Regions from separate parts of the Homo sapiens genome. Here all the other regions are linked to region 3. Evidence: chromatin contacts called from ENCODE Hi-C or POLR2A ChIA-PET data. All regions are on one chromosome and are shown on one strand. The core of a region is the stretch at or near the end of the contact, and the rest is flanking DNA. Distances in the headings are between cores, read along the strand shown. Region 1 overlaps TMEM135 (transmembrane protein 135). Region 2 holds the start of TMEM135 (transmembrane protein 135). Region 3 overlaps ME3 (malic enzyme 3). Region 4 has its middle 47 kb from the start of PICALM. Region 5 has its middle 55 kb from the start of LINC02695.

The links. A loop is a pair of places that touch in the nucleus more often than their neighbours do. ChIA-PET counts read pairs that join two places held with the same protein, here RNA polymerase II (POLR2A). Pooled maps may share reads with other maps.
Region 1: a loop to region 3 is called in a pooled map, with 4 times the contacts of the local background. The contact joins two enhancer-like sites. A Hi-C loop is called at or near these places in 1 of 168 maps with a recorded cell type or tissue (mesothelial cell of epicardium), 1 of 37 single-sample maps with no recorded cell type and 4 of 50 pooled maps.
Region 2: a pooled map shows a loop between it and region 3 (18-fold over the local background). The contact joins the promoter of TMEM135 here to the enhancer-like site in region 3. A Hi-C loop is called at or near these places in 3 of 37 single-sample maps with no recorded cell type and 10 of 50 pooled maps.
Region 4: a map with no recorded cell type shows a loop between it and region 3 (20-fold over the local background). The contact joins two enhancer-like sites. A Hi-C loop is called at or near these places in 9 of 37 single-sample maps with no recorded cell type and 8 of 50 pooled maps.
Region 5: a loop to region 3 is called in a pooled map, with 10 times the contacts of the local background. The contact joins two enhancer-like sites. A Hi-C loop is called at or near these places in 8 of 37 single-sample maps with no recorded cell type and 7 of 50 pooled maps. POLR2A ChIA-PET finds 5 or more read pairs at or near these places in 1 of 52 experiments (activated T-cell).

Annotation. Positions count from the first base shown.
Region 1 is chr11:87,079,782-87,084,665 of GRCh38, reverse strand. All of the region lies in intron 3 of TMEM135 (transmembrane protein 135), which reads right to left. Among named protein-coding and RNA genes, the nearest start is that of TMEM135, 44 kb to the right of the region's middle. RefSeq lists an enhancer at 1,004-1,843. Within about 2 kb of position 3,190, at least 4 of the 41 ENCODE cell types and tissues checked have a DNase peak (open chromatin) inside an H3K27ac peak, as active enhancers do.
Region 2 is chr11:87,036,086-87,040,953 of GRCh38, reverse strand. TMEM135 (transmembrane protein 135) reads right to left here and starts at 3,020. Exons shown (of 15, transcript NM_022918.4): 1 at 2,768-3,020. The coding sequence starts at 2,908. It overlaps LOC105369422 (a long non-coding RNA gene), which reads left to right and starts at 3,159. Exons shown (of 5, transcript XR_007062827.1): 1 at 3,159-3,330. RefSeq lists a silencer at 2,999-3,388 and an enhancer at 3,045-3,545.
Region 3 is chr11:86,591,826-86,596,035 of GRCh38, reverse strand. The region is part of intron 2 of ME3 (malic enzyme 3); the gene reads left to right. Among named protein-coding and RNA genes, the nearest start is that of ME3, 79 kb to the left of the region's middle. RefSeq lists a silencer at 1,023-1,223. Within about 2 kb of position 2,960, at least 19 of the 41 ENCODE cell types and tissues checked have a DNase peak (open chromatin) inside an H3K27ac peak, as active enhancers do.
Region 4 is chr11:86,113,623-86,118,149 of GRCh38, reverse strand. No RefSeq gene overlaps it. Among named protein-coding and RNA genes, the nearest start is that of PICALM, 47 kb to the right of the region's middle. RefSeq lists an enhancer at 1,391-1,860. Within about 2 kb of position 2,014, at least 5 of the 41 ENCODE cell types and tissues checked have a DNase peak (open chromatin) inside an H3K27ac peak, as active enhancers do.
Region 5 is chr11:86,136,494-86,141,043 of GRCh38, reverse strand. No RefSeq gene overlaps it. Among named protein-coding and RNA genes, the nearest start is that of LINC02695, 55 kb to the left of the region's middle. Within about 2 kb of position 1,948, at least 8 of the 41 ENCODE cell types and tissues checked have a DNase peak (open chromatin) inside an H3K27ac peak, as active enhancers do.

The DNA.
Region 1 (4,884 bases), core at 1,941-4,440, 490 kb before region 3:
TCAAAGTTGCGGCATACAACTTTGTGCACCTCCAGGGGTGTTATCAAAAAAAGTATTAAGAACAATTGCAGCCAGGCACAGTGCCTCATACATGTAATCCCAGCACTTTGTGAGGCCAAGATAGGAGGATCACTTAAGCCCATGAGTTTGAGATAGCCTGTGCTATCACATCTCTACCAAAAATAAAAAACTGACCTGGTCACGGTGGCACATGCCTGTGGTCCCAGCTACTGGGGAGACTGAGGCAGGAGGATCACCTGTGCCCAAGAGATCAAGGCTGCAGTGAGCTATGATTGTACCACTGTACTCTAGCCTAGATGACAAGTGAAACTCTGTCTCAAAAAAAAAAAAAGAACCACTGCTACAGGAACTGTGTAGTCAGAGTATCATCATTCTTATAGGAAAACATTAAATAACATAAATGTTCTGTAACATCTTAGTAGATTAAAAAGTATCCACACATCCTGCTGAAATTCTAAGCATTATTATCATCTAACAGCATTATCATTTCTAATTAGATGCGTAATCAATAATGGGTTTTTTTTCCAGAAGCTTTGGTGTATATATTATTTAGCTAACCTCAAAGTTTTGAATAATACTACATATCACACTTCACAAGAGGCCGCTGGGGAATACAGTAGGAACAATGCAACTTCTAAATTCTAAATATGTATATATCCTATATATGCATATGAAATATACATATAAAAATAATTATATGTTCTATAAATAAGGAGATATTAGAAATAAAAGAAAGTGAAAATTCCTAAACATTGTAATGGCTTATTAAGAAATGCTATTTAATCATCTCAGAAAATCTTTCAAGGTATAATGGGTTTTTAACTGTCAGAATGTTTTAGAAGGTATAAAAATACTTCCTTGAGGCATAGGAATTAATAGAATAAATTTCTAATCTAGAGCAAGAGTCTATGATCATGTTCTATCTTATATAGTACATAAAGAGTAAACTTTACAGAAGGCTACAAAGTGTTTAATCTTCTGGTGAAGTTAACATGCCAATGAAACTTGAAGATACCAAGAACTTACAGACCAAATTTATGAGTATTCTTTTATTCCCATATTATATAGATCATTCATTCTGGTCATACCTGGTTTGGAGTTTCATAAGTACTATAGTGCAATTTAATAATTCAACAAATGAGTATGCTTGCAATAAATATGCAATTGTTGATACTTTAATCCATGTTCATGTTTGAGCACACTGCAATTCTTAACTAATACTAAATATCAAAGCAAATTCCACAGCAATTCTACAAAACAAAATCCATCAGAACAACTTCTTTCTAAACCACAAACAAAGCACTTCCTAGAAAAAGAAAAAGAAGACTAGTTCTTAACAGCCCTCCTACAGATAAACTAGATGTTACCAATGCTTCCTACTGAGTTACTATGATCAGAGTCCTTTGTGGCACAAATTTTTTAAGCAACCCTGGAAACAACCTCAAAGCTCTCTCAGAACCCCACAATGATGCGATTAAGATTTAAGTAAGCTGCCCTCTTACTGGGTGTCAGAAACTAGCAAGCAAGCACGCTTAATACTACTAGAAAGGGAGGGGGTAATTGATGAATGGATTAGAGAGAAGGAAAAAAGAGGAAGAAAGAAACTTAAACCAATATAGATGAAGATATTTACAGATAGATCTTTATCTATGTATTTATATCTATATCCAGATAGAGAGATAAGTGCATATTGTATGTTCTCACCTCATTAAATACTTTTTGAAAAACTGATTATACAACTGAATGCAAAATCTCAGAGTAAAGATTGCACTATTAAAGCTTTAGAGGTTTAAAACTTAGGACTACCATTATTTGCTATTTTTTAAAAAGAAACTGCTAGTCATCACAATATGTTTCTTCTACTCTTTCTCGTATATTGCTGACATTAAATTTAAAGACTGAACTGTACACATTTCAATTGACAACTGGCTCCTTAAATGTTGCTGCTTCTAAACGTTCAATCTTAGACCTCCTCTCATACTGGGCTTTCACACATGAATCTACTTCCACAGTTTCAACGACCACCTATTAGAGGAAAACTTTCCATTTTTATTTTTCTAACTACCATCTTTCCCTTGAACCTAGACTCACATTTCCAGCTGCCTGCTGGCTATTTCCACCAGCATATCATTGATTTTCTCTGTGAATTAAAGGCATAATTATAAATTCTTTTTCCTTACCAAACAAGAACTACAATACTAATATGCTTGATTTTTGGCACTAGATGTAATAATTTTAAAATATGCATAACTTCAACTCTTGCAAATTACTTATAAGCTTTTAATGGATCTTGATATTTAATGAAGTCTTACATAAATTCGTGGTAAGTCAAGAATACTTTTTCAGAGCAAATTAAGCTACTAAAGTAACTCGCAAATTCCAAATACGCACAGACACATTTACTTAAAACAAGACACACTGTAAGGCAACTTGTCAAGAGATTTAAAGAGTTTTAAAGTTTAACTCCAAAGGGAAAAGAAAAAATACAAAACCTGATTTTTTTCTTAAAGTCACTAAGCTTGTGAACAACACTAAAAAACAAAAATTAAAGTTTTTAATTAAATCCAACCAGGAATTGTGATTGTATGCATAGACATACACAACTCTCAACAGAAAGAACTACAGAGCTATCTCCCAGTATTGTTAACTGCATCACCTAATAAACAAAAGAACTAAATCAACACATACACAAAGAGTTCAATAATGTAACAATGAGATCAAGGGAAGGATCAATTTTTCTTCAGCAACCATGTGATAACAGTTATAAAGAAGTTAAAGCTAGACTTAAATTTCTTATTAAGTCGTTAAAACAATAAAACTACTTCAGCTAATATTTAGAATAGGTCATAATCTGTAATACCTAAAAATTTTCTTTGAACAACCAATGTCTAAGAATGAAACACTAGTGCAAAAGCTCATCTACAGGAAAAGAAAAACAGAAAGCTTAAAAAAAAAAAAAACCCTCAGCTATCAAAAGTGAAAATAAAACAGAAAATAAACTAGCAACCCAAATCCACGTTATCACCTTACATCCAGGAAACCTCTCGTTATGCCCTAAGAAGTTATTGCTCTTAATATCAGTAACACTCTTTTACTTTGGTTTTACTGTATTTGAACTAATGTTAGCGTTCAAAGAAAGAGAAAAAACAAACCAACAAACAAAAAACAAATCCAATAGTAAGCAGTCCTAAGATGGACCTAGACAGGTTGCCACATTTTGAGAGGTAGTAAAATGGTAACATTAAGAAACTTCAAAGATGTATATTGTAGTCTATAGAGCAAGCACTAAAAGAAAATAACGAAAAAAAAAATTACAGTGGAATTCTAAAAACAAAACAAAAAAAATCAAACAATACAAAGGAAGTAAGGAGGAACAGACAAATGAAAAGCAGAAAACAAATAATAAAATGGCTCACTCAACCTAGCCATACCAATAAATAATAAATGCCTCAAATGTTAATGAACTAAATAATCTAATTTATAGGCTAACACTAGCAGAATAGATATAAAAAAATAAGACCCCACTGTATATTATCTGCTAAAAAAAAAAACTTTAATTATAAAGACACAGATGTTTGAAATTAACTGGAAAGAAATACACTCTGCAAACTGTAAATATGAAAAGGTTGGAGTAGCTATATCAATATCAAATAAAAATAGGCCAGGCGCGGTGGCTCATGCCTGTAATCCCAGCACTTCGGGAGGCCAAGGCGTGTGGATCATTTCAGGTCAGGAGTTTGAGACCAGCCTGGCCAACATGGTGAAACCCCGTCTCTACCAAAAATACAAAATTAGCCAGGCGTGGTGGCACGTGCCTGTAATCCCAGCTACTCAGGAGACTGAGGCACAAGAGTTGCTTGAACCCGGTGGGTGGAGGTTGCAGTGAGCCGACATCATGCCACTGCACTCCAGCAGGAGCAACAGAGTGTGACTCTATCTCAAAAAAATAAGAAATAAAAAAATCAAATAAAAATAAACTTCAGAACAAATAATATCTGAGCTACAGAAGGACATTCCATATGGATAAAAGGTTCAATTCATCATGACATCATGAAGAAATGGTAACAAAAAAAAAGTGCATGTACCAATAAAACCTTCACAGAAATTGATAGCATTAAAAAGAGAAATAGACAATTCCAGAATCACAGTTGAAGATTTTACACTTTTCTCTCAGCAAATGATAAAACTAGACTAAGAAAATTAGTAAAGATATAGATCAGTAGTTCTCAACAAGGAGAGATTTGTTCCATGGGGAGATGTAGCAATGCCTGTAGGAATTTTTGGTTATCTCAACTTGGTGGGGTGGGGAAGGCAGTGCTAATGGCATGTATAGATACACTGCACAAGAGAGCCCTCCCAGTAAGGTATTACCTGGCCCAAAACATGTCAATAGTGCCAAAGTTGAGAAAACCAGCTGTAGACAAACATCACTGTCAATGATCTTGTCCTTGTTGATATCAAAAAAAAAAAAAAAAACACTGCAAACAGGCAAAAGAAGAAAGCTCAGCCAGGCCTGGTGGCTCATGCCTGTAATCTCAGCACATTGGGAAGCTGAGGAGGGCAGATCACGAGGTCAGGAGTTCGAGACCAGCCTGGCCAATATGGTGAAACCCCGTCTCCACTAAAAATACAAAAATTAGCCAGGCGAGGTGGCACGCACCTGTAGTCCCAGCTACTTGAGAGGCTGAGGCAGGAGAATCGCTTGAACCCACGAGGCAGAGGTTGCAGTGAGCCGAGATCACGCCACTGCACTCCAGCCTGGGCGACAGAGTGAGGCTCCGTCTCAAAAAAAAAAAAAAAAGAAAAGAAAAGAAAAAAAGAAAAAAGATCATATGATCTTATCAATAGATGCAGAAAAGCCAT
Region 2 (4,868 bases), core at 1,771-4,270, 440 kb before region 3:
TGTATAGCCTTACCCTCAAGGCACAAGTCAAGGGCCACCTACTTCAAGAGGCCTTCCCTACCCACCTTCCATGAACTTCACTCTTAAGTGCCACCGGAGAAGGGAGGAAGAAAAATATGCGTAACTATTCAAAACCTATGATAAACTAGAAAATATGTGATACATCATCAATGCATGATTTCATTTAATTCTCAAAAAGAAAGATAAAGTAACATATACAAAGTCAAATAGCTGGTAAATGATAGAGCTGAGATTCAAATCCTGATACCCTGATCCCTTTTTTTTTTTTTTGTGATGGAGTTTTGCTCTTGTTTCCCAGGCTGGAGTGCAATGGCATGATCTCAGCTCACTACAACCTCCACCTCCCAGGTTCAAGTGATTTTCCTGCCTCAGCCTCCCGAGTAGCTGGGATTACAGGCATGTGCCACCACGCCCAGCTAATTTTATATTTTTCGTAGAGATGGGGTTTCACCATGTTGGTCAAGCTGGCTGGTCTCGAACGCCTGACCTCAGGTGATCCACACACCTCGGCCTCCCAAAGAGCTGGGATTATGGGCGTGAGCCACTGCACCTGGCCTGATCACTTTTTAAAGTCCAATTTCTTTCCACCACACCACCTTGCATCTTAGTACATGGGGGTATACATTTAATCAACTATCCAACACTCACAAAGAGAACAGCTATATGCTCCAAGTAGCCCCACCCATACCTACATGGATAACTGAAACAAAACTGTCATGAAATAATGCTTACCCTTAGTATGCGCAATATGTCCTAACATTTTTTATTTTCTTCCATTTCACTAATATAAAATAAAATGCTATTCAGTTCCCACTAATTTTATTTCACAACTACCGAGGAGTAGCAACCAAAATTTTCAAATACACAGATGTAAGGGTACAAGGCCACATGAGATGGAAAATTTATCCTCAATAAGTACTTAATCTTGTTGGAGATATAGTAGTAAAACACAACTCTTTTCCTGAACACCCCCAACCTACCTTGTTGGAGTAGGAGAACCTATGTTTCTATTGCTACCCTGAATGTCCCTATCATAGACTATAATCCATAAATTGTCTAGGCTATTGATATAACAAGTATCAGGCATTCAACAAATATTTGTTAAGTGAATGAATTAATGAATGAAAAGTGCTATGGATTTTCAGAGGGAGAAGTAGATAGCATAAACTCTCTTTCCACCTATATCATAATCCTCTCACAGCAGGAACAATCTTTTCTATAGTTGTATATCAAGAGCTCAATAATGTTTGTAGATGTTTTATTTTTTACAAATCTGAGCCTTATGCAGTGAGCCGTGATTGCGCCACTGCACTCCAGCCAGAATGGCAATACAACAAGGCCCTGTATCCAAAAATAAAAAGAAAAATTCTGAGACATAGACTGGCCACAGTGAATGTGGAAAAGCAGATAAACATGAATCTTTGCCAAAGAAAATCAAGGAAAAAATTTCCAGCTCCAATAACAATTACTGGCCTCTACTCTAGATCTTTATTATTCAAAGTGCAGCCCCCACCATCAGCATTACCACGAGTTTGTTAGGAAAGCAGAGGTTCAGGCCCCACCAGGACCTAATGAATTAGAACCCCCATTTTAACATAATCCTCAGAGGATTCCTAACATACATGAAAATGTGAGAAGCATCAGTCTATACAATAAAAATGAAATGGGTGCCTGCAACCTCAAACAAAGTCATCACCTTCTCCTGTGTTATCTCTGAAATACATAATCAGACTTTTCAAGAAGTACTACAGATACAGCCATGACACACTTTCAGGAACATTAGGGTATAAATCTAAATTACTTCAATGAGAAATAATAATTGATCATCTGCTGAATATTGAAACTTTTAGAAGACATACAAAAAATATGATCTGTCTTCTTAGGACACAAACTGTAAGGCAAGAAAATGAGACAATGCACTTCAATGGCCAAAGTAATAATAAATCTTTAATATCAAGGATAAGATTATTGAAAAAAAGATTTTGCGGAGAACATTTAAGAGCATCTTTAATAGTCCTCAGTGTTACATATACATACTGCCAAATATTCCCTATTAATTGCCCTGTATGTAAAGTTGTGTAACAGAAGGTCCTAGGTGACACAAAGTCAGATGTCCTAACCAAGTTCACTGACTGAAAGACTGGCATCACCCTTTAAATCACCACACACAATCTCAACCCAGGAGTCTGTTCTGTGAACTTGCAAAAACACTTGCAAAACCCCCAAATCACAATCCTGTCATCTCAAAACTGAGTCAAGATCTGAGGCCACAGGGACTTAGGGCCAAATATGCCTTCTTCATTAAAAAAAAAAAAAAAAAAAAGCAAAATAAAACAGGGGAAACTAGATGAGGAAAGATTGCAGGTCCTTCTCATAGCCTCGCTGACCTACAAATACCTCTCCATCACAAGGCAGGCCAGAGGAAAATAAGGCTGGTCTTTGAATTAACGTTTTTAAGTGTCCTAAACTTAATTCTAAAAGTTGGGAGCCATCCTCTTCCTAGCAACAGGCATTCAGATGACAGCTCAATCTCTAATTCCCCTCCTCCTTCTCCCTTGCAGGAATTGGTATATCCTTCCCTTGCGACCTCCCCCTTCCCCCTACCGACCCCCCAAAACACTCCGACCCCTCCAAAAGAGAGCCCGACACAAGGCAAGTCCCCCAGAGCCCCTCGGGAGCACCAACTGCAGCCCCCGGCCCATCTTCCAGACTAAACTCGCCCTGCGGGACGGGTGACGGGTCTCACCAAGTACAGAGGAGCATAGATCTTCAGGGACTCCTCCAGGGCGCCCCCGGTGATCTGCAGGAAGGAGACCCGGCAGGAAGGGTGCCAAGTGTGGCCGATCTCATAGCAGTTATGAGGGATGGACTTGCTGAGGGCCGCCATGACGAGGAACAGCGCGGAGAAGACAGGAGGGGGAGAGCCTGAGCCCTGCAGGGAGGGGCGCGAGAGCCCAGCCGCCAGCCTCTCGCCCGGCCAGCACTCGGAGGTGCGGAATGGAGGGGAAAGGTCACGAGAGCGGGGTTACTCTGGGCCAAAGTCCTCGGATGTTGAGCGCTCGGCGTATCGCAGCTCAAGGGGGCGGGACGCGCACCGGGGAGGCGGGGAGAGGCGGCGCGTGCGCGCTCCCTCAAGAGGGCATCCGCTGGGGCGCGTTCCCGCGCGGCGGCGCGGCTGGGTGAGCGGAGGCAGAGAGGATCTTCGCACCCAGAGCCGAGGCTGTACGCGAGGGAGCGCAGCTCGGGGACGAGCCGCCTCCCCACCCCCGCGACGCCGTGCCCGGCTCCGGGGCGCAAGCGCTATGGCAGGTGCGCAGTAGGGGGTGGCTTGGGTCAAATTGTACTTCAGCTTCCAACTGCAAGCCAAGTAGAGCGGAGGGTAGTGGAAGAAAGGGATTAAATGTCTTTGTTGGGAGCTGGTGGAGGAAGAGGGTTGCCAGAGGAATGCCTGGGACAAACGTCCTCCCCAGCACCGGGAGCTTGCCTTCCCGAGAGTCCCAGGTAATAAACAGCTAGGGCTGCCTGCTAGTTGCAACTAACTACCCCCAAGTGCTGGGCTTTCCAAGCTCTGTGATACCTGCGAAGGCTTGAAAAGTCTCAGCTATGTTCATACCCCGACCGTGTGTGGGGAAGGGCAATAGGTCATCCTGTCCAAACCTTAGGCCACGGAGCAATCCTGTCTACAGCATCTTTGATAGGTGCTTATCAACCAAACAGCACACACAGTAGAGGCGGCAGTCGTGTGTTAGAACTCAGACCTGGCTAGGGAACTTGGCCAACAATTAGCAAGACAAGGGTCCTGTGTTGCTTGAGTCATATAACCCCTCTGTCAATCTCCTCACATGTAACAAACCTGCCAGTTTCTTTGGATTTCTAAATTCCATAGTCTCTTAAAGCAGAAACGAACTACCTTTAGAAGAATTCCATTCGAATCTTCTAGTCTTCATTCATTCATCTACAAATATTTACTGAGTCATTACTATTTACCAGGCACTGTGCTAAGGAAACAAACAGAAACAAGAGAGACAAGATTTTTATTTTCACGAAGCTAGTATTCTAGAGGGAGAAGACAGAAAATAACAAAGAAAACTGAACAAGATAATATCAGATAGGTGTAGTTGTTTGAAGAAAATAAAAGAGAAATACTCAGATGAAAAGTCCAAAACAACAATGGCAAAAAGATAAAAGTATCTTTCTCTCAGGTAAAGGTAGGCAGTCCTAGAATAAAATGGTGGCTCCATAACGATTAGGGATCCCAGCCTCTTTGTGACAGTTTGCTATGCCATCTGCTACCTGTGATTTCCACCCTAACTTAGAAAATAACATGACATCAACATGCTAGCCAGGAAGACCAGCAAAAGGGGAAGAGAGGCCGGGCGCGGTGGCTCACACCTGTAATCCTAGTACTTTGAGAGGCTGAGGCGGGTGGATCACTTGAGGTCAGGAGTTTGAGACCAGCCTGGCCAACATGGTGAAACCCTGTCTCTACTAAAAATACAAAAATTTGCCAGAAATGGTGACACGCTCCTGTAATCGTAGCTACTCAGGGACTGAGGCAGGAGAATCGCTTGAACTCAGGAGGCAGAGGTTGCAGTGGGCCAAGATCACACCACTGTTGCCTTGGCAACAGAGAGAGACTCTATCTCAAAAAAAAAAAAAAAAAAAAAACGGGGGGGCGGGGGCGGGGAGAAAAGGGCATACTTCCTGTTTTTAAAAAAACTTCCCAGAAGATCCATACAAACTACTACAACTTACGTTCCTTGGACAAAGCTTAATCACATGGCCACACTTCATTGCAAGAGAGGATGGTGAATACAATCTTTTTTAATTAATGGGACAAATGCCCA
Region 3 (4,210 bases), core at 1,711-4,210:
TCTAATGCCAAAGCCTGGGATTGTGGGAACACTTGTTGGAATTTCTAAAGACTGTTGTTTAGTGCATGGAGGCATCTGAACCCAGAAGGTAAATTCTGAAACACCTGGACCATATTAGAGTGTCTGGGGCCGAGAAGGTATGGTGAGGGGCCCACCCAGAGGTGCCCTCTAACACAACTTCTTTCCCCATAACAGCATACCTGGGAGCTTCTGTTCTTCTGGCTGTGGCATTTTGTTTCAAGAGCACTGCACCCTGTGCCAGCCTTGCCTCTTACACATCAACCCATATGCAGAAGCATTTCCCCTTAAGTAGAGTGTAGTAGAAATAGTGAGGGCCTGGAGTCAGGCAGATCTTGAGCTAGATCCCAGTTCTCCACACTTCCCCTCATGATCTTTGTGACCTTGAGCCAGCACAGTGCCTGGTTCATAGGAGACACTCAATCAATCCTTCTTACCTGACCTTTCAAACCAGGGCACGCGCTTACTCGATCTGATTGTCAGTTTGCTTCTTATAGGATAGTGTTTAAGAGCACAGACTCTAAAGGCAGACTAATTGGGATCAGATCCTGGCTTTATAAGTACTTAACTCTCTAAGCTTCAGTCTCTTCATCTGTCAAATGGAGATAATGCTAGTATTTACCTTATAAGTCAATTATGGTTACATGAGTCAAAGTGCCTGGACCAGTGACTGATACATAATAAGCTCTCTCTCTCTCTCTCTCTCTCTCTATATATATATATATGTATATGTATATATATGTAAAATAGAGTATTCTGAAAATTTCTAACATGTGATAAACAATCCAAAAATATTAAACACATATTTTTACCTATTTTATTTCTTTATTTATATTTTATTTACTTATTTTTATATTTCCATACATATGCTTATCCCCTTTTTCTTATTATTAGCCCTTGTCAAAGTCCTCAACATCCTCTAAAGGCCTCTATTAAAAAAGAGCAAAACTCCCTTCTATTGTGAATGCTCTATAGTTGACCAGGAGCTTTCATGAAAGAGCCTCATTTGAATCTGACCTTACCACCCCTGCAGAGTCCCCACCTGGCTTGTCCTAGCTCATCCCCCACAGAAGCCTAGCATTTCACTGGAGAAACTCATTGCTGACTCAGTCCCCAGACATATCAGGCCCTAACAAGGCACTGATTTGTCATCATTATTTTTTGCTACCTTCAAGGGCTACCTTGCAAAGTATCAGAGGCATTTCCACTCTTGCCATCCCTGCTTTGGGACTGGGATTATTTTCTCACTGCAGGCAGGAAAAATCTTTTGAAATTTCACATTTGGAGAGCAGACTTTGTTTCGTTTTTTTGTTTTTTTGTGTTTTTTTGTATTGTTTTTTGAGAAAGGGTCTTGCTGTGTCAGTGGTGCAATCACAGCTCACTGCAGCGTTGACCTCTCGGGCTCAAGTGATCTTCCCATCTCAGCCTCCCAAGTAGCTGGGCTATAAGCATGCATCACCACACCTGGCTGATTTTTTTATTATTATTTTGTAGAGATGGGGTGTTTTTATGTTGCCCAGGTTGGTCTCAAACACCTGGGCTCAAGTGCTTCACCCACCTTGGCCTCCCAAAGTGCTGGGATTATAGCTGTGAGTCATTATGCCCAGCTAGGAGACCAACTTTGGATGATAACTTAAATGTCTCTTCAATGTACTTGTATTTTATGATGAGGTGAATATATGGAGGTAGAGAGCAAAGGAGAAAAATCTCTAAGGAATGCAATATTTTTATTAAGTGTTATAAATTAGCAACAATTTTAAATCATAATACTCAGCATTGGTGAAAATGTAGTAAGACAGCTACTTATGTACTGGAGTTATAAAATAGTTCGACCTTTCTAAAAGTGATTTGACAGTATGCGTACAGATACTTAAAACTGTTGATATCTCTAGAATGTAAGTTTCATGAAGGCAGGGATATCTTGTCTGTTTTTTTACTTTGTTTCCTTATTACTGTATCGTCAGTTTATAATGGTATCCAGTACCTAGTCGGTGCTTATTAAATATTTGTTGAATGAAAGAATGAGTCATCAGTCTCTTAAGTACACTTATAGTTCAATCTGAAGAAAAATCAGAAACAAAAAGTTTTGTGCTCATTACAGCATAATTCATAATTGTGGAAGTTTGGAAACAATTATATAAAACAGGAATTACTAGATAAAGCTTGCTGTGTTTTTCTGTTTTTTAATAACATTTTAGGCTGAAGTTTTAGTATGTGGGAAAATGCTAATCATAACATTTTTAGTGGGGAAAAAAGACTAAAAAATTTTATACATAGTATGATCTCAAGTTTGTTTAAATAAAATTTTTTTAAGCATAGAAAAAAGATAGGAAGAAAATAGAACAAAATGATACAGTGGCTATCTCTGGGTGATGAAAATAAGGTGTGGTTATTTTTTTCCAACTTTTCTGTGCGTAATATTACTTTCAAACTTGGGAGAAAATGTATCAGAAAATTCCTATTGAACTTAGGGAGATGGAGGTCGGGCTTGTGATCCAGTTCTGCAACTTACTGGTTGTATGCTGAAGTTCTGGAGCCTTTGTGGGGCTCATATGATATATGTGAAAGTATTGTTTTACGAAATATTAAACATGCAACCCAAGTAGGAAATGATAGCTGTTGCTGTCCTTACTATTCTTGCAGCATGTGACACCTTTCGAGAAAGTATTCAAAGCATCATGAGATCCTTTTATGACAGGTGTTAAAATTCCAACAGGTTAGGAATGACATTGTCACTTCCTGGAGGGGGAGCCTACAGTTTCGTGTTGTACGGTGCCTGGTATGTTGCAGGCAGTAGCTAACTTTTACTATGTGAGTGAAGGAGGGTGGAGGAAATCATGGGTCTTCCACATTCATTTGTCAGGGTAACAGTGAACTATAACCCTGGCATACAGAAATGAGTCATTTTCCTGGCAGTGAGCCAAGGCCACAGTCATCTCCAGGAAGCTTCTTTGTTCTCTTTTCATACCCAGTCATGCTGAAACCTTGTAACCCCATGCAGAGGGGTCTGCATTTCACCAGGTTAATAGATAAGGGAGCTGAGGCCTATGGAAGGTTAAATAACTGGCTCACAGTCACACACTTAGTAACCCATGGAGCCAGGACTCAAATGCAGGTGTGTTTGATGCCTGCGTTCTGTGCTCTCCCCCATCACTGTGCCCCTTTCTGAAGGAGTGACTAGGTGGTATATTCCCCAAATCTTGCTAAGTTTGGGGGTTCCTGGGATATTCCAGACTGAGCTGTTTTAATTTCTTCTGTTGTTGCTAGTCAGAAACAAGGAAAACTTGACATCTCTAAATCTGAGTGGGAATTGGGTAAAATGCTCCTTTGTTGCTGGCTTAAGTAGTAACCCTTAGATAAAGGGTTTAATTTCAGATCTGGAGACTGACCTAGTTGCATCCAGCAATTGTCTATGAAAACCTTGCCTTCTCACTGGTTACAATGAGATTCCCAAACACTGTCTCTATGTTTACCTAATTAAACTCACACTTCTCTCCCCTCAGATGTAGTAATGAAGTCACTGTGGCTAGAGGAACATGGGTTTTGTGAAGTGCTCCTTGACATTTGCTTCCTTGAAGATGGATTCCATTTACATTATTCTTCCAAGTGGTATTTTGTCAACAAAGCTCAATAGTCATTTGAGTTTAAATAGCCTATTTCCCCCCCTCAAGGCCTAAGAAACTGGCTTTGAGCAAGTGGTGAGAGCTGAGTTATTGGGAACTTTGTGAAGCAATTGTCTGGTGCTTTAGAAAAAAAAGCAGCAGCCTGGATGTTATAACCCAGGGACATTCTTGTTCAAGTGATTGAATTCCCAACACACCTGGCCATCATTGTCACAGTGCCCATGTCTGTAATGATTAAGTAGGTTAGTGGAGAAGCTGGACTAGCTGGAACAATTAGAACAAAGAATGTGGTCCCAGTTCTCAGGTGGTGACTTTTTTCTCTTAGACCAGACAGGCTTGGACTTCACGTGAGATTTTCTTCATAGGAAGTGTATTAGTTTGCTCAGGCTCCCATAACAAAACACTGCAGACTAGGTGGCTTAAACAATAGAAATTTATTTTCTCACAGTTCTGGACTCTAGATGTCTGATATGGTTTGGCTGTGTCCCCACCCAAATCTCATCTTGAATTCCCACGTGTTGTGGGAGAGACTCGGTGGGAGGTAATTGAGTCACAGGAGCAGGTCTTTC
Region 4 (4,527 bases), core at 765-3,264, 480 kb after region 3:
GAACTTGCTGAGTCTCCTTCCCAGGAAGAACTCTATGAACTTCCATATGGTCTTTTCTTTTACATTCATCACAACAGCCCCACTGAGAGTCTAGACAGAAATTATGATCCCCATTTTACCTATAGAAAAGCTGAGGGTCCAGAGATCAATCGACTATTCCAAGGTCACATGGTGTCATCAGAAGAGACTCACACCAGAGCTAATTTCTCTTCAATGATTTGATTATTACATGTAAGTGACTTGCTTGAGGTAATCAAAGGAAAATATTTGGAGAATGAGGACATTTATGACATGCTTATCAAATATGCAGGTGACTGAGGACTGAGTGCTATGCTAGTCTTAGCTCTGATTTGGATAAGTTACTTAACCCTTCTGGGCCTCAATATCCTTCTTGGGGAAATGAGACAGTTAGTTGAACTAGATTAGGTTTTTCCAACTTTCTTTTTCTTTTTAATTTCATCAAATTAAAATCTGATGAATTTAATTGATAAAAGCTGATCCCGCCTCCTGCTTGGCTCCCTCCACCGCCTACTAGACCCCTGGACACAATCTAAAACCACAGTATTAGGTCATCTGAAAGCTTCTTCCTGTTCCTAAATTCACTGTTTTTATGATTGAAAGCAACTAGCCTCCTAATCTGGTACCTGTTCATGTTCCCTGCAGCATCTTGTGGTATAAAAGAGCCCCCAGACATGATGTCAGAGGAGCTGGGAGTGAATCCTCACAACCAATTATCTATGCAACCTTAATCAAGTTGCTTCACCTCTCTAAGTCTCTGTTTCCTCATCTATAAAATGAAGATAGTAACCCTTCCCAGGTAAGAGTGCTTTGTAAACTGTAAGAGACTAAGTAAATGGACGGTGTCATTAGTATTATCTCCTGTGTACAATATCCTTCTCCATGGAGAGGCGGCTTTATCCTTAGAATGACTCAGAGTACCAGTATGGGTTGAGCTGCTCTTTGGCAAGCTTGCCTTGGTATCTATTGTATTTGGGCTTCATCTTCCCGTGAGCTGAAAGCCAAGTCAGTAGAGAGGATGTGAGCTACCAACACAGCAAATAATTAAACCAAGGAGATGCCATCATTAAGTCCAAAGGGAAAAATTATCCCCATATGGTGACCTTGATAATAATTGCCCAGCTCTATTTCCCCCTCCACACGAAGCCATATTCCAATAATAATTACTGTCATTTGAGTGCTTACTTCATGCTAAGTAGATACTGTTGTTTACATGAGTTGTCTCATTTAATCTTCATAAGAACCTTTTCAATGGCATTACTCCTAATCTGCAGTGAGAAATAATCTGAAAAATAGTGTATTTTTCCTATTTTGTAGCTTAGAAAGGCTAACTAATTTGCTCAGATAATCAGTAAGTGACAGAGCCTGGACTCTGAATTTAAACCTCTGAACTGATCACCTCTGCCTCTCCCAATTGGAAGAAATGATTTTCCACACTCACTACGAGGGCCAACAGCCTCATTCCTGTTTATCTTTGCCATGCTTTAGTCAGCCCCATCTCTCCATGTTAATTATTATTTTCATTTCTTTCTCTATTCAAAAAGACTCCACTCATCTTCATAAAACTCAGAGGTGGAAAGCACCTATTAGTCATTGATGTCCCTGCTAACCACAACCCCCCTACTTGTTCTCTGTAACATGGTTTCTGCTCAGGGAGCCTCAGGGAACGGAGCCCAATCTCTTCCTTTGCGGAGTTAGTCCCGTAACTAATTCATCTCTGTCAGGAAGATTTTCCTCTTAGGTTTATCCTCTTCTTTAGTTTTGTATTTTATCCAATTCTTTCTCTCTGTGGGCTGCACACTTCAGCTCTTCAGATCACATTGCCTAAGCCTGCCCAGGCTCTCAGCAGTGATTTTGCTGAGCTGCCTCTTTCCCTTTTTCCATGGTCAGAGTAGCTTTCTTATTAGCACCTGGAGGATGGTGTCTCCAGTGGACAGAGGTAGAGGTGAGCCGTGGGAGGATGTTGGGAAAGAAAGTGAGGAGGAAGAGGTGTGAGCAGGAGGTTTGAAACCTGCTTAGTCAGAAACTCTTGGATCCAATTTGGCTTGGACCTTTCTCTTAAGTTGCCCCTCTACTGGCAGCAGAGGCATTTGCTATCCAGCTAGGCATGATTCCATTAGGATGCTGTCCCAGGCCCTAAAATTGGTGTCAGGAATCACAGAAATAAATGGAGTGCACCAGTACAAAGGAAGACATTGTGGTACAGTGGAAAGCATGTCAGCTTTAGGATTTGAAAAATCTAGTTTAAATCATTGCTCCACTTTTTACATAACTGTATGGTTTGGCAGTCATTTAACCTCCTGAACTTCAGCTTACTCATTTGTAAAATGGAGAGATAATACCTAGCTTAGGAGTTTCCGTAAGGATTATGGAGAATGGCCTCACACATAGTAGGCACTCAATCAATGACAGCTATTATTTTTCAAAGCCCTAATTCTAAACCACTTCCTCATAACCATGTTTCTTATTTGGAGTCTCCGGGCAACTGGCCTTACCTCTTATTCTTCCATTTTCATTGTGCTACAAACCAGCCTATAGCATTCTCATGTTCTAGCTTCACCTGCAGCATCAACAGTTCCAGACAGTTCCCCACAGTTCCTCACTGCCTTGAAAGCAGAACTCAGGTATGAGCTTTTAAATCCAAATTAACATTAATTTTGTTTTTCAATTTTTACTTTGATGTGAACTTTACCACTGCCATGTTGACAGGGACATAGATACTAATCTATAGGATAAAGCCCATTTATTAATAGGCTGTAAATGAGTGTTGGCAATTTCTCACTTGTATCAAAGACCCATTCCATATGCATGGGTATCAGCAGTAGTATCTTAATATGCAAACAAAATCCAACTTGAACAAATTTTGTTACAATACTCTTTTCAAGTGAATGCATATAAGCATCAGCCAAAAGAACACTGCCTGTCTCTTGGATAACTGAAATCTACTCATTTAACAAATATTTATTGAGAGTCTACAATGTACAAAAGACTTTGAAGGTGCTGGGATACATGATAGGACATGAGGTTAGCAGTCTTGGGGTCACTAAAGCAAATCCCCTCTTTAATGTAGCTTACATTGTAGTGAGAAACACAGGATACACAAGTAGACACATAAAGAAAATAATTTGAGATAATTTCTTCAATGGAGAAAACTAAGCAAAGTGATATAATAGTGACTAGAGAGGCTATTTTATTTATATATTTGTTTTTACTTTAACTTAAAATATCAAAATAATAGATGCACACTGGCCAGGTGCAGTGGCTTATGCCTGTAATCGCAGCACTTTGGGAGTCCAAGGTGGGCAGATCACTTGTGGCCAGGAGTTTGAGATCAGCCTGGGTAACAAGGCAAAACCCCATTTCTACTAAAAACAAAACACAAAAATTAGCCAGGTGAGGTGGCACACGCCTGCAGTCCCAGCTACTTGGGAGGCTGAGGCATGTGAGTTGCTTGAGCTGGGAGGCAAAGGTTGTAGTAAGCCGAGATCATGCCACTGCACTCCGGCCTGGGTGACAAAGTGATATTGTCTAAAAAAAAAAAAAAAAAAGAAAGAAAAAATGGATGCACATAATTCTATTTTTTAAATCTTTACTAATCAAAAGAAAGCTGGAATAGATGCACATAATTTTTAAAAATTTATGTAATTCTAAAACGTTTAATAGGGAGAGGAGGGATAGAAAGGCTCCTCTGAGGAGATGATAACTAAGCTGAAACTTGGATTATGAGGACACAGCTATGAGAAGGCCTGGGGAAAACCACATCAGGTAGAAGGAACAGCAATCCAAAGGCTCTGAGTGCAAATGAGCATGGTGTGCAGGTTAATGAGATAGGAGAAAAAAGTACAATGTAGTTGAAATGAACTGAATAAAAGGGTGAAAGGTAAGAGGTGAGACCGTAGAGGTGGAGAAAGGCCAGATCATATGGGGTTTCACAGGGTATGGCACAACTGTTGGTTATGTTCTAATTACAGTGGGAGACTATGGATGGGGCTGGAGTAAGCAAAGGAGAGATATGGACTTATTTCTGTTTTTAACAGATGATTCTATCTGCTGGATAGAGGATGGAGTATGGAAGGGCAATAGTGAAAACAGGAATCCTTTGCAAAAGTCCAGGTAAATGATGATGGTGGCTTGGATGAGGATGATATCAGTGGTGATGGTAAAATTCAGGATTTATTTAGGAGGAATTAACCTCTAGGATTTGTTGATGAATTGGATTTTGGGAGCAAGGTAAACAGGAAACCAGAATGAGTCCTAAGTTTTGACTTGAACTCCTTGGGGTATGGTGGTGCTATTTACTGACATATGAAAGACTGAGTGTAGAACATGTTTTGGGGATTGGGTTTTGATTTGAAAATGTTAAGTGTGATAGACCTATGAGACAATCATAAGGGGATCTCTAAAAGCCAGCTTGCTTGGCTATTACAGGATACTCCCATTCCCAGTTCTCACACTGCATGTCCAGCTGGTTGGCCAGGTTAGGGATCTGCCAGAAAAAGAAGCAACATG
Region 5 (4,550 bases), core at 699-3,198, 450 kb after region 3:
GGCCACTGCAAGGCAGGCAGCTCCAAACGTGATGGAGCCTCAGGTTATGCTTCCTGGTGCTGGAGTGCTTCATGGGGCTGGAGTAACTCGGCCCTAATTCCCTCATCCATCTTTTTTCTTATTGCTAAAGCAGTTCCAGAAGGCAAATATGGAGATCTGGGACCCACAAGCCTAAAATGATAAAGAAAAGAAGAGAACCAGGGGTGGCGTCAAGATTAGAAGCTGGTTTGCTGCCAGAGCTTTGCTTCCTTTAATGCACTCGCCCACACTCTCCCTGTTTTTCAAAGACCAACTGCAGGCTTGACTCCTGCAGCCATGTCGGTGCCACTAGGCCTTGGTGCCGAATAAATAAAACTAGAGGGAAAAAATACAGTTGTCTGAGGACTGGGGATGGCTGGGAGCATCCAGCTTAGTGTCAAACTGAGGAAATGGTAGGATGGGAATCGATATGTAATCGAGAGAACAGATCTCCCGTGGACACAGACACCACCCTGATCTGAGCCTCATTTCAGTACTGCAGGCCTGGGTAGAGTCAGCTGACCCCAAAAGCACTGTGCTGGAGAATAGAGAATGACTGTCATTCTATGATGCCTTCTGAATATCGCTGCATAGACAGCATGCACTCTTTATAACAGCAGAAAGAGACATAAAAGAGACAAGGGTGGGGAGAGCAAATGTAAAAATATGAGAAATTATGCCCCTCGTCTTTAATTTTTATTATTATTATTTTTTTGAGACAGAGTCTTGCTCTGTTGCCCAGGCAGTAGTGCAGTGGCATGATTATGGCTCACTGCAGCCTCAAACTCCTGGGCTCCAAAGATCCTCCTGCTTCAGCTTTCTACATAGCTAGGACTACAAGCGTGTGCTACCACACCCAGTTAAATTTTTTTTTGTTTTTCCATTTTTTGTAGAGACGAGGTCTCACTACATTCCCCAGGCTGGTTTTGAACTTCTGGCCTCAAGCGATCCTCCTTGGCCTTTTAAAGCACTGGGATTACAGGCATGAGTGACCACACCAGGCCTTTTTTTTGAGACAAGGTGTGGCTCTGTTGCCCAGGCTGGAGTGCAGTGGTGCGATCTCGGCTCACTGCAACCTCCGCCTCCTGGGTTCAAACCATCCTCCCACCTCAGCCTCCCAAGTAGCTGGGATTATAGGCATACACCACCATGCCTGGCTAATTTTTGTATTTTTGATAGAGATAGGGTTTTCCCATGTTGCCCAGGCTGCTCTCCAACTCCTGGGCTCAAGTGATCCTCCTGCCTTGGCCTCCCCAAGTGCTGGGATTACAGGCATGAGCCACTGTATCCAGCCCTCCGGCCTTCATTTTTAAAAAGAATAAGTTTTATTTTTCTTTCTAATTACAAAAACAACATATACTCATGGTAGACAATCTAAGAAATACAGAGACCTAAAATAAATAATCAACTGTAATCCCACTAACCACTGTTGCTATTTGATGAATATTTGAATATTTACTGAATGCTGACTGTCTGAGGCACTCTAACAATCCTAAGGCTCAGGTAGTAAAATTATTCCCCTTTAATTAATGAAAGAACTGAGATTCAGCGAGGTTAAGATTTGCCTAAAAACACACAGCTGATACGTGGTAAAGCCTGGATTTGAACCTGGTTCTGTATCCCAATTTTCTCACAATATTTTATTTGTCTTGATCTACCAAGATTTGTCTTGGTATTTGTCTTGATACCAGAGATGATGGTACATCATCAAACAATCCCAATTTTCAAATGGGAAATACTTCAAAGCAAAAAGATACTGCATGAAGATGTTTCAAAAATGCGTTTTGTCTTTCAGGTCTTGTCACAGTTATTGCAATTTTGTAAGATCATTCATTGCGAAAGTGGTGTTTTGATTCTTTGCCCTTTCCGGCAACAAAAACAGAAAGCGACTTCCCTTCTATCATTTGGCCTGAGGCTTCTTTCTGCTTCTGCCCAAGGCAGACTGTGGTTAGCACTCAGTGCTTAACCTCTTCCTCCTGCATGTCCCTCTGAAGTAATACATTTTTGTTTTGACACTTTGGATATACTGGACCCTAAAAATCAAGCCAATAAGGAGCAGCCCAGAAAGGAAGAGAGTGCCATAGTCTCACCTGTGTTTTAGGGAGGTTAGTTTTGTAGCCGTGCAAGGGCTGGCTTGATTAGGAGATCTTAGACTCAGAGAAATTGGTTATCACTTTTAAAAAATGAACAAATGACATGGGTAACAACCTTACCCCATTCATAAGCTTCACCATCTCTCACCACATCTCTGTGTCCAGCCCCATTCCTGAATTCCTCATCTGACCCTCATTTCATCCTGACATTAAGGAGATTATCTACACAGATTATTTGATGATTTTTTAAAAGCTGAAAATTTAATAATTTATTCTTTACAGTAATGAATTAAGTCTGAACACTGAAATATCACTGGCACTAAAACTACCTCAGTAAAACATCATGTACCCAATACCCAATCCTGACTACCCAGTTTTGTTCCCCAGCCAGTCTAGCCCTGACAGTTTTAGACACTTCCTGCACATTCTCCACCATTAACCAGCTCTAGCTCCTCCTGGTAACTCTACAGTGGCTCTCAAGATAGAATTGTCATTAAATGTGGAAACTTTGGTTATCTTTATTTTTATAATTATTTATTGATTGATTTATTTTTTGAGACAGAATCTCACTCTTGTCATCCAGTCTAGAGTGCAGTGGCACAATCTTGGCTCACTGCAACGTCTATCTCTGGGTTCAAGCAATTCTCCTGCCTCAGCCTCCCCAGTAGCTGGGTTTACAGGCATGTGCCACCATGCCTGGCTAATTTTGTATTTTTAGTAGAGATGGGGTTTCACCATGTTGGTCAGGCTGGTCTCAAACTTCTGACTTCAGGTGATCCACCCGCCTCGGCTTCCCAAATTGCTAGGGTTACAGGCCTGAGCCACTGCATCTAGCCAGAGATCAATTTTTAAAAATTCTGCATATGAGTGAGAACGTGTTGTGTTTGTCTTTCTATGTCTGGCTTACTTCACTTAACATGTTTTCCAGATTCATCCATGTTGTTGCAAATGGCAGGATTTCGTTATTTCTTACGGCTGAATAGTATTCCATTGTGGTATATATATACATATATATATATCACATTTTCTTTATCCATATTCATCCATTGTTGAACACTTAGATTGATTCCATATCTTGGCAATTGTCAATAATGCTGTAGTAAACATGGGAGTGCAGATATCTCTTCAATTTACTGATTTCATTTCCTTTGTATATATACCTAGTAGTGACATTGTTGGATCACATGGTAGTTCTATGCTTAATTTTTTGAGGAACTTTAATACTGTTTTCCATAATGGCTGTGCTAATTTAAGCAGTGGTAACTTCGGAACCAAGCTGTCTGAATTCAAATCCCACCTTTACCAGTTTGCATGTGACTTTGGGCAAGTTAATTACCCCATGCCTCAGTTTCCTTGTTTACAAAATGGAGAAATAGTATCTATTTTATAAGGTTGTTGTGAGATCAAATACTTGTAAAGCTATTGCTTGTAAAGCTCTTAGAATATGGCCTGGCATATTGTAAGCACAGTGTAAATGTTAGCTATAAAGACAAATGGAGTCATCTGTCCATCTTGTCATCTCAAGGGTCAGTGGTCAAGATATATTTCTTAAAAATTATTTTAAATTTTAATGGTTTTCCTATTTTATTTATCGGCATTGCAGAGTAATTTTGTTGCACATGCACAGTAGTTTGTTTACAAATTATACATCAAATAGATTTGTATGGGCTTGTCTAGAAATCTTAACCATTTATAACATTGTGTGTCATATACATATCTCTATCTATCTAAATTTATATTTGTATGCACACACACAAAACACTTTTTGCAGTAGATTTTTGGACACAGATTTTATGAACTATATCCAGCTTATTTTATAAATTTATTTTTCTTCTATGTATTTTTCATTTTCCAGAGGTTGGGCTCACAAAGCATTGTCAAGACTTGAGGTGGCCTTGAATAGCATGCTAGAATTTTGTATTTTATTCCCTGCGTTATAAGGATATGCCCAGAAAGGAAGAGAGGGCCATAGTGTAACCTGTGTTTTAGGGAGGTTAGTTTTGTAGCAGTGCAAAGGCTGGCTTGATAATGAGGTCTTGGAGTCAGAGAGATTAGTTAAAAGGCAGTTAGAATAACTCAGTCTGAGAACCTCAATTAATGTGCTGGACAAGAGGGAATACATGTAAGAATAATCTGGGGATAGAATCAAGAGGACTCAAGAGTGCAGTGGTGAAATGGTGGAGAGAATTCCAAAGGCTTTCAGTTTCGGTTGATGAGAGGCCGGTGAAACCATTAGGAAAGACAGCCTTCTCTATTACTTCCTAAATACAGAAGGGATTCAGAATTTTCAAGGAGAGGTAGAGGTAGAGACTGTAGAAGGTCAGAATATAAAGCAAGCCTATTCCTCAGCTTAAAAAACTTGGCATCTGAACCTAAAACTAAACAAAGTTGGAATCTTTTGTTTAAAAAAAAACAGAACATATTTAGTTGATAATGATT